Regions from separate parts of the Homo sapiens genome. Here region 1 is linked to region 2. Evidence: chromatin contacts called from ENCODE Hi-C or POLR2A ChIA-PET data. All regions are on one chromosome and are shown on one strand. The core of a region is the stretch at or near the end of the contact, and the rest is flanking DNA. Distances in the headings are between cores, read along the strand shown. Region 1 has its middle 210 kb from the start of ETV1. Region 2 has its middle 140 kb from the start of ETV1.

Region 1 (3,063 bases), core at 123-2,622, 71 kb before region 2:
AGGGAACTTGGGCGCTCTGTACTTTGTGACTTTTCTGTAAACCAAAAATTATTCCAAAGTAAAAATTTATTTAAAAATAAGTAAAACAAAAGTTTCTAAAGCAAAGTTTTTCATGAAAGACACATGCCTGAGAGAGTCAACTTTAGATCCAAGTTTTGTAGTCCTAAGTTCTCGTCCCCTGTTTCCTCCCAGTATACTATTCTGTCCCAGGACTTAGAATCTACTCAAGCTGGCAGGGTGCCATGGCTCACGCCTATAATCCCATCACTTTGGGAGGCAAAGGGGCGGATCACCTGAGGTCAGGAGTTCAATACCAGACTGGCCAACATGGTGAAACCCTGACTCTACTAAAAATACAAAAAAAAATTAGCCAGGTGTGGTGGTGTGCACCTGTAATTCCAGCTACTCGGGAGGCTGAGGCAGGGGAATGGCGTGAACCCGGGAGGCGGAGCTTGCAGTAAGCCTAGATCATGCCACTGCAGTCCAGCCTGGGTGACAGAGAGCGAGACTCCATCTCAAAAAAAAAAAAAAAAAAAAAAAAAAAGAAATAATCTATCTAGGATAGTTTCTAGAGTTGATGTCTCAAACTCTAGGTGTCCTGAAGTGAGTGCTATGGCAGAGACATCTTGTTACATTATTGGGGCTAAGTAGAGAACAATGATTATAGGAGTTATAATAATAGTTAGCATTCATTGAATTTCCTGTGATCCAGGCACTGTTCTAAGCCCTTTACATGTAGTTATCTCATTGAACCCACAAAATAACTTTGTAATGTGGAATTATCTTTATTCATTTCCAAATGAAGAAACTGAGACACAGGAAAGTGAAGCAAATTATGACATGGCCAATAAGTGACAGAATCAGATTTCAACCCTCACCAATCTGATACTAAGATAGAGCATCTGACTGTAACTGTAAAAGCATTTGGGCTGAAAGTACAGCTCAATACATCCTTATTAATAATGATGATATTAGCAGGTAACATTTATTAAGATTTTCCCTTATTTAAACCTCACTGCTATCCCTATGAGGTAAGTACTGCTACAGATCAGGTACCCTGGGAAGTAAACTTCGAGACAGGTATTAGAATACAGGAAGTTTATTGGGAAGAGCTCTCCGGATTAACATCTGTAATGGAAGGGGGGGTTAGCAAGATAGGAAAAAGTTGTATTGTGGTATGATCACAAGTCTCAGCCCTTTCTAATTGGATGGAGCACTGGAGCTGGGAGAGCACTGCAGAGCTGTGCAAATTGTGGCAAAGTGGCTGGGGGCATATACACCCTCAGTGGTAGTTCCTGGATGTGGGTGGCACCAAGGGAGGGTTGAGGCCTTGCGTGAGGGCAGGGGCAGTCTCCGGAAGGGGACTCATCTGTGAGTCAGCAGCAGCCACCCTGCCAGGCAACTTCAGGATAAGCACTTCAGTTCTGGAGTGTGGGCAGAGTGCTAGGCAGATTTTGAGTGGTATACCACATATTTATGATTCAAAAAACTGAAGACTAAAGAAAAAGCTACATGCCACAAATAAAATAAATGGTCATTGTATTAGTCAGTGTTCTCCAGAGAAACAAAGCCATTAGGATGTGTGGATCAATTAGCAAATGATTGATAGGTAGCTAGATAGATTATTGATTTATTATAAGGAACTGGCTTATACAATTATGGAGGCTAAGAATTTTAGTCCTAGGAGAGCCAATATAATTCCAGTATGAGTGTGAAGATCTAAAATGCAACAGAGCCAGTGGTGTAAGTTCTGGTCAGAGTCCTAGTTTGAAGGCAAGTGAAGACAGATATCCCAGCTCCCATACAGGCACACAGAGAGAATTCTTTCTTACTCAGCCTTTCTTGTTCTATTCAGGCCTTCAACAGATTGAATGAGGCCCGTCTACACTGAGGAGGACAATCTGCTTTACTCCTTCTACAGATTCAGGTGTTATTCTCATCCAGAAACATCCTCAAAGATATACTACAATAAGGTTCAACCAAATGTCTGGGTGTCCCATGATCCTGTGAGGTTGACATATAAAGTCCACTGTTACAGTAAGTGACATAAGTAAAGCATGGCTTCAAGTCTGTTGGAGTCCATTGTGAATCCTAACCAGTGTGCTATGCTGTCTCAAAATATGCAGGAGCTACTGGGGACCAAAGGAGAGTTTAGGGAGAGTGTGATGGGAGCAAATACACTGATACAATTGCAAGGGCAGCTTCCTAGTTCACTCCAGGAAGTCAAATGCTCCCTGAGAAGTGACATAAGGCAGTTATAAATTGAATCATATTTTGATGTAGTTATAGTGACTCTTAACCACCTATTTAAAACGATAATACAAAATATCTTTATTAAGTGAATAAGGCATTAAATTACTTCTAAAAATTTTACATGCAAAAAATATGAAAGATTAAAAAGGGATGTTCAGATGCATTAGTAGTATAAGAATAGAACTCCCAAACCAGCAATCTCTGACGTTCTGGTACATTGGGCTTTCTTCAACTAGAACTCACATATGTGTAATTAACTCTGCTCATAGTGGCAAGGAAATATAATTCTATGTGCAAACATATTTGTGAAAATTGATATGCTGATATATTTTTATATATTTACTCTAGCTCAAATAATTGAATGGTTAATTTAACTATTGTGAATAACACTCCAAAAAATGTTTCACTTTTTTGGCTAATTTAACAGCAATTAAATGAACTGTTAATCTCTTTTTTTCAAAATTACAGAACTTGTCTTATAATGCATTTGAAAGCCTCTAATTTCCTGTGTATCAAAGAGTGAAGTTTACTCTTTCCATTTTAGATTTAACAAAAGTAGTTAACTGGGAAGATCTAAAGAGAAGTAATTCCAAACAGGATTTCCATTTTACATGGAAATGTGACAAGAAGAATTAAAAGGAGCAGAATGAGGTAATGAAGGGAGAGGTGAAGAAGGACAAGAAGGAAGTGGGAGAGATAGAGGAGCTTGTTTAAGGTTTAATGATAAGAATAGTAAATAACCATGAGGTCATTAGAAATAAAAACAATTTTAGATACTTTGTAATCCACTGCTATTCCAGATTCATATAC
Region 2 (3,058 bases), core at 500-2,999:
ATTATATCATTCCTTTAAAATATAGTAAGCTCCTTGATGACACACTCAATCTCTCCCTTCTCCCAGAGTGCTTAATCAATATTTGTTTCTTGAATTGAATAGAACTGAGTGGTAAGATTTCCCTCCAATTTTGGTTATTTTCTAATATGAGAGTCTGGATGATCTACTCCCTCACGTACACAGTGCATGTGCCCTGGCGTGACTCGGCAGGCTCTGATCACCAGCCAATTTTCGGCAGCAAACCCGTATTTTTTTTTTATTCTGAGAAATTATAAAAATAACATTCCTGCCATCACTTCATCAATTCATAAAGTGACTTTAGTCTCTTGCTTTCTAATTCCTTTCATTTCTCCTTTATAAGCCTGCCAATAGCCTGGGCCTTTGCTGGCCTTACATATTTAATCAGAGTAACCAATGCTGAGGATTTTTACAGGGAATTAAGTTTGATTTGTTTTGAAACATTTATTTATTCCATATGGCATTTAAGTGACTGAATTATTTTTGGTGTTGGAATGAGGTTGCATAAACTGGATTCAAATTTAAAACAGACACACACACACACACACACACACACACACACAGCTAAAGCCCAGGAGTAGTTCTGTAGGAAATATCCACTGTAAAAGGAAAATGGACGTACAACTGAGGAATCAGATTAGGAGATTTGGCAAAATCACAAAGATAATTTTGCTAACATTGGAGTCACCAACATAAAGCTCCACAATTTAGGCCAATACTGGGTTGCACAGTATAGTGACATTGTGGCTTTCCTCCCTGGAATCACCATGTCACTGCCATGCTGTTGTGTCCTGGATTTAGCTGACTTTGGCAGGACAAGCCCTCTCTTATCTCTGGGGGGTGATGGGAGAGGGCTAAGCGGCCTCATCCAGTAAACTGCCTTTGCTTTCACAGGTTCAGGATGGTCAGGGGTACAGGCCTAAGCCCTACATTGTCCACAGTGATTAGTAGTTAGTTCAGAGGCAGGGATGTGAATGACCTAATTTTGTCTAATCAGTAAAGCCTAATACTTTTATTCAGTAGTTGAATAAAGATAAAAAGCTCTATTATTCCAGATCTTGTGGTTAGAGATAGGAACCCTGACACCACTGCGGCCATTTTCTTACTATGACAAAACAAGCAAACAGCAACAGTGAAAGAAAAGAAAAAGAGAAAGAAAGAAAGGAAGGAAGGAAGGAAGGAAGGAAGGAAGGAAGGAAGGAAGGAAGGAAAAGGAAAAGGAAAGAAAGGAAAGAAGGAAGGAAGGAAAGAAAAAAAGAAAGAAAGAGAAAAATGCCTGAGATAATTAGAGAATACAGAGCACAAGCCTGATCTTCAAATATTGTCTAAAGTCCACTAACGAAATATTAGCTGTATTGTTTAAGCCAATGTGAGGTGTATTTTTGTGGTGCTTGTGGTGGTGGTTGTTGTTTGGTTGTGGAGTTTTCTTGCATTTCGACTGGAAAAAGATCCTGATACATAAGCAGAGATGCAGAAAAATAAATCTATAATTATAAAATCCGTATGGTGGGGTTCTTCTGCCGGGCCCATTAGAACACGGTATGTTATTTCACACACTCTCTTATTGAAGTAAAATTACCCTTCAGCCCCTAACCATGCTCGGCAGGAGAGACTGTGCTGGGAAGACCACTGTTTCTAATGTATGTTACAAAGTTGATGCTAACAAGCATTTTAAACAAGTTAAGTGCATCACTGCTGTTTCGCCTTCTCGTGGTTAGAGGTGTGAGTCATGCTTCCTGTTAAGCCCAGAGACAGTGCCTGTTTGAGGTTTGATTATTTGGTAACAAAATGGAAAGCACACTGCTGCTGTGTCAGTGAGCTGGAAGCAATCAACATTTACTAGGCTTACACACATGAGAAATGCAAATAGGTTTCATTTGCTGGGATATGGGTTGGTGGCTTGACTCAAACATTTCATACCCCCAGGAAAAAGGAAGTTAAACCACAGGATTAATCCTTGACTAAATCTTGAGGCATTTTTAACCACAAATTAGAAAATTAAAACCAAAATGTATTCTGCCATTCCAAAACCAAAGAGCTAAGCTCTTACTTCAGAGGTTGGCAAACTCCACCATGTTGGCCCATTTCACTTGACTCTTACCTACCTACTGGTTTACTTTTACTGGCTTTCTGCCAGCCTCTCCAAGGCAGAGCCATGAAACCATGACTCCCAGCTGTGGAATCAGAGACTGGGTGGCAATTAGGCTTCAGAGGGCACCAGGAGCTTCCAGTGATACGTAATTGCTGAATTTCTGGGGATAATTACAGGGGGTCTTTGGGCTGTCTGGGGAAAAAAAAAATCAATCTGAAAACTCACAACGTATACGGTTACTGTATTACTGTAAGAATCATAACTTACAAAGTTAAAGATAGTTGTATTCCAACGGCATGATAATGCAGAAATGGTAAAGAAGAGGTAGCATCCATGCCATTCAAGATATAAAGTTCTCAGTTAATAGTAGTTGATAGCGATGATGCTTTTACTTTAAGAAAGCAAGAGAAGTAATAGTTCCTTGAACTCATCTTATAAACGCCTGATTTTATTCCACAGAGATCTTACCAGGAGAGTCAGAATCTTTTAAGGAAACTGCAGCTATCTGTGAGCATTATTAAGTTGAAATTCTTAATATAAAAAAAAAATCCAGACACCAGAGATTGCTTATAGTTTGTTTTAAAAAAATGAATGATTTGGAAATAAGGGATAGAGAAGTAGGTGATTAATATTGAGAACCTGTAACTTACAAGTTACTTCACAAAGTAACTTTCATTCTCACATTTAAAAAAATCAAAATTACAAAATCAGAATTTCAGAGATAAAGGATGTTAATCTATATTTCCACAGAGATTTTGTGGTATTCTAATGAATGTTTCAAGGTGTTGAAAGCAAGATGTATTCATACCTTTCATTAATTTATTCAGTAAATATTTAATGAGTGCTGATACAGTTGCAAAATATATAAAGCTATTGGGCTTACAAAAGTGGATAAAATAAAATCGAAATTTCTGTCTTCATGAAGCTCATCACCTAACAGAAAAAGAA

What was found. A loop is a pair of places that touch in the nucleus more often than their neighbours do. ChIA-PET counts read pairs that join two places held with the same protein, here RNA polymerase II (POLR2A).
Region 1: a map of PC-3 shows a loop between it and region 2 (4-fold over the local background). The contact joins two enhancer-like sites. A Hi-C loop is called at or near these places in 1 of 168 maps with a recorded cell type or tissue (PC-3). POLR2A ChIA-PET finds 5 or more read pairs at or near these places in 1 of 52 experiments (T-cell).

What each region holds. Positions count from the first base shown.
Region 1 is chr7:13,777,804-13,780,866 of GRCh38, forward strand. No RefSeq gene overlaps it. Among named protein-coding and RNA genes, the nearest start is that of ETV1, 210 kb to the right of the region's middle. RefSeq lists an enhancer at 862-2,061. Within about 2 kb of position 1,373, at least 2 of the 41 ENCODE cell types and tissues checked have a DNase peak (open chromatin) inside an H3K27ac peak, as active enhancers do; they include PC-3, where a contact is called at or near this core.
Region 2 is chr7:13,848,527-13,851,584 of GRCh38, forward strand. No RefSeq gene overlaps it. Among named protein-coding and RNA genes, the nearest start is that of ETV1, 140 kb to the right of the region's middle. Within about 2 kb of position 1,750, at least 11 of the 41 ENCODE cell types and tissues checked have a DNase peak (open chromatin) inside an H3K27ac peak, as active enhancers do; they include PC-3, where a contact is called at or near this core.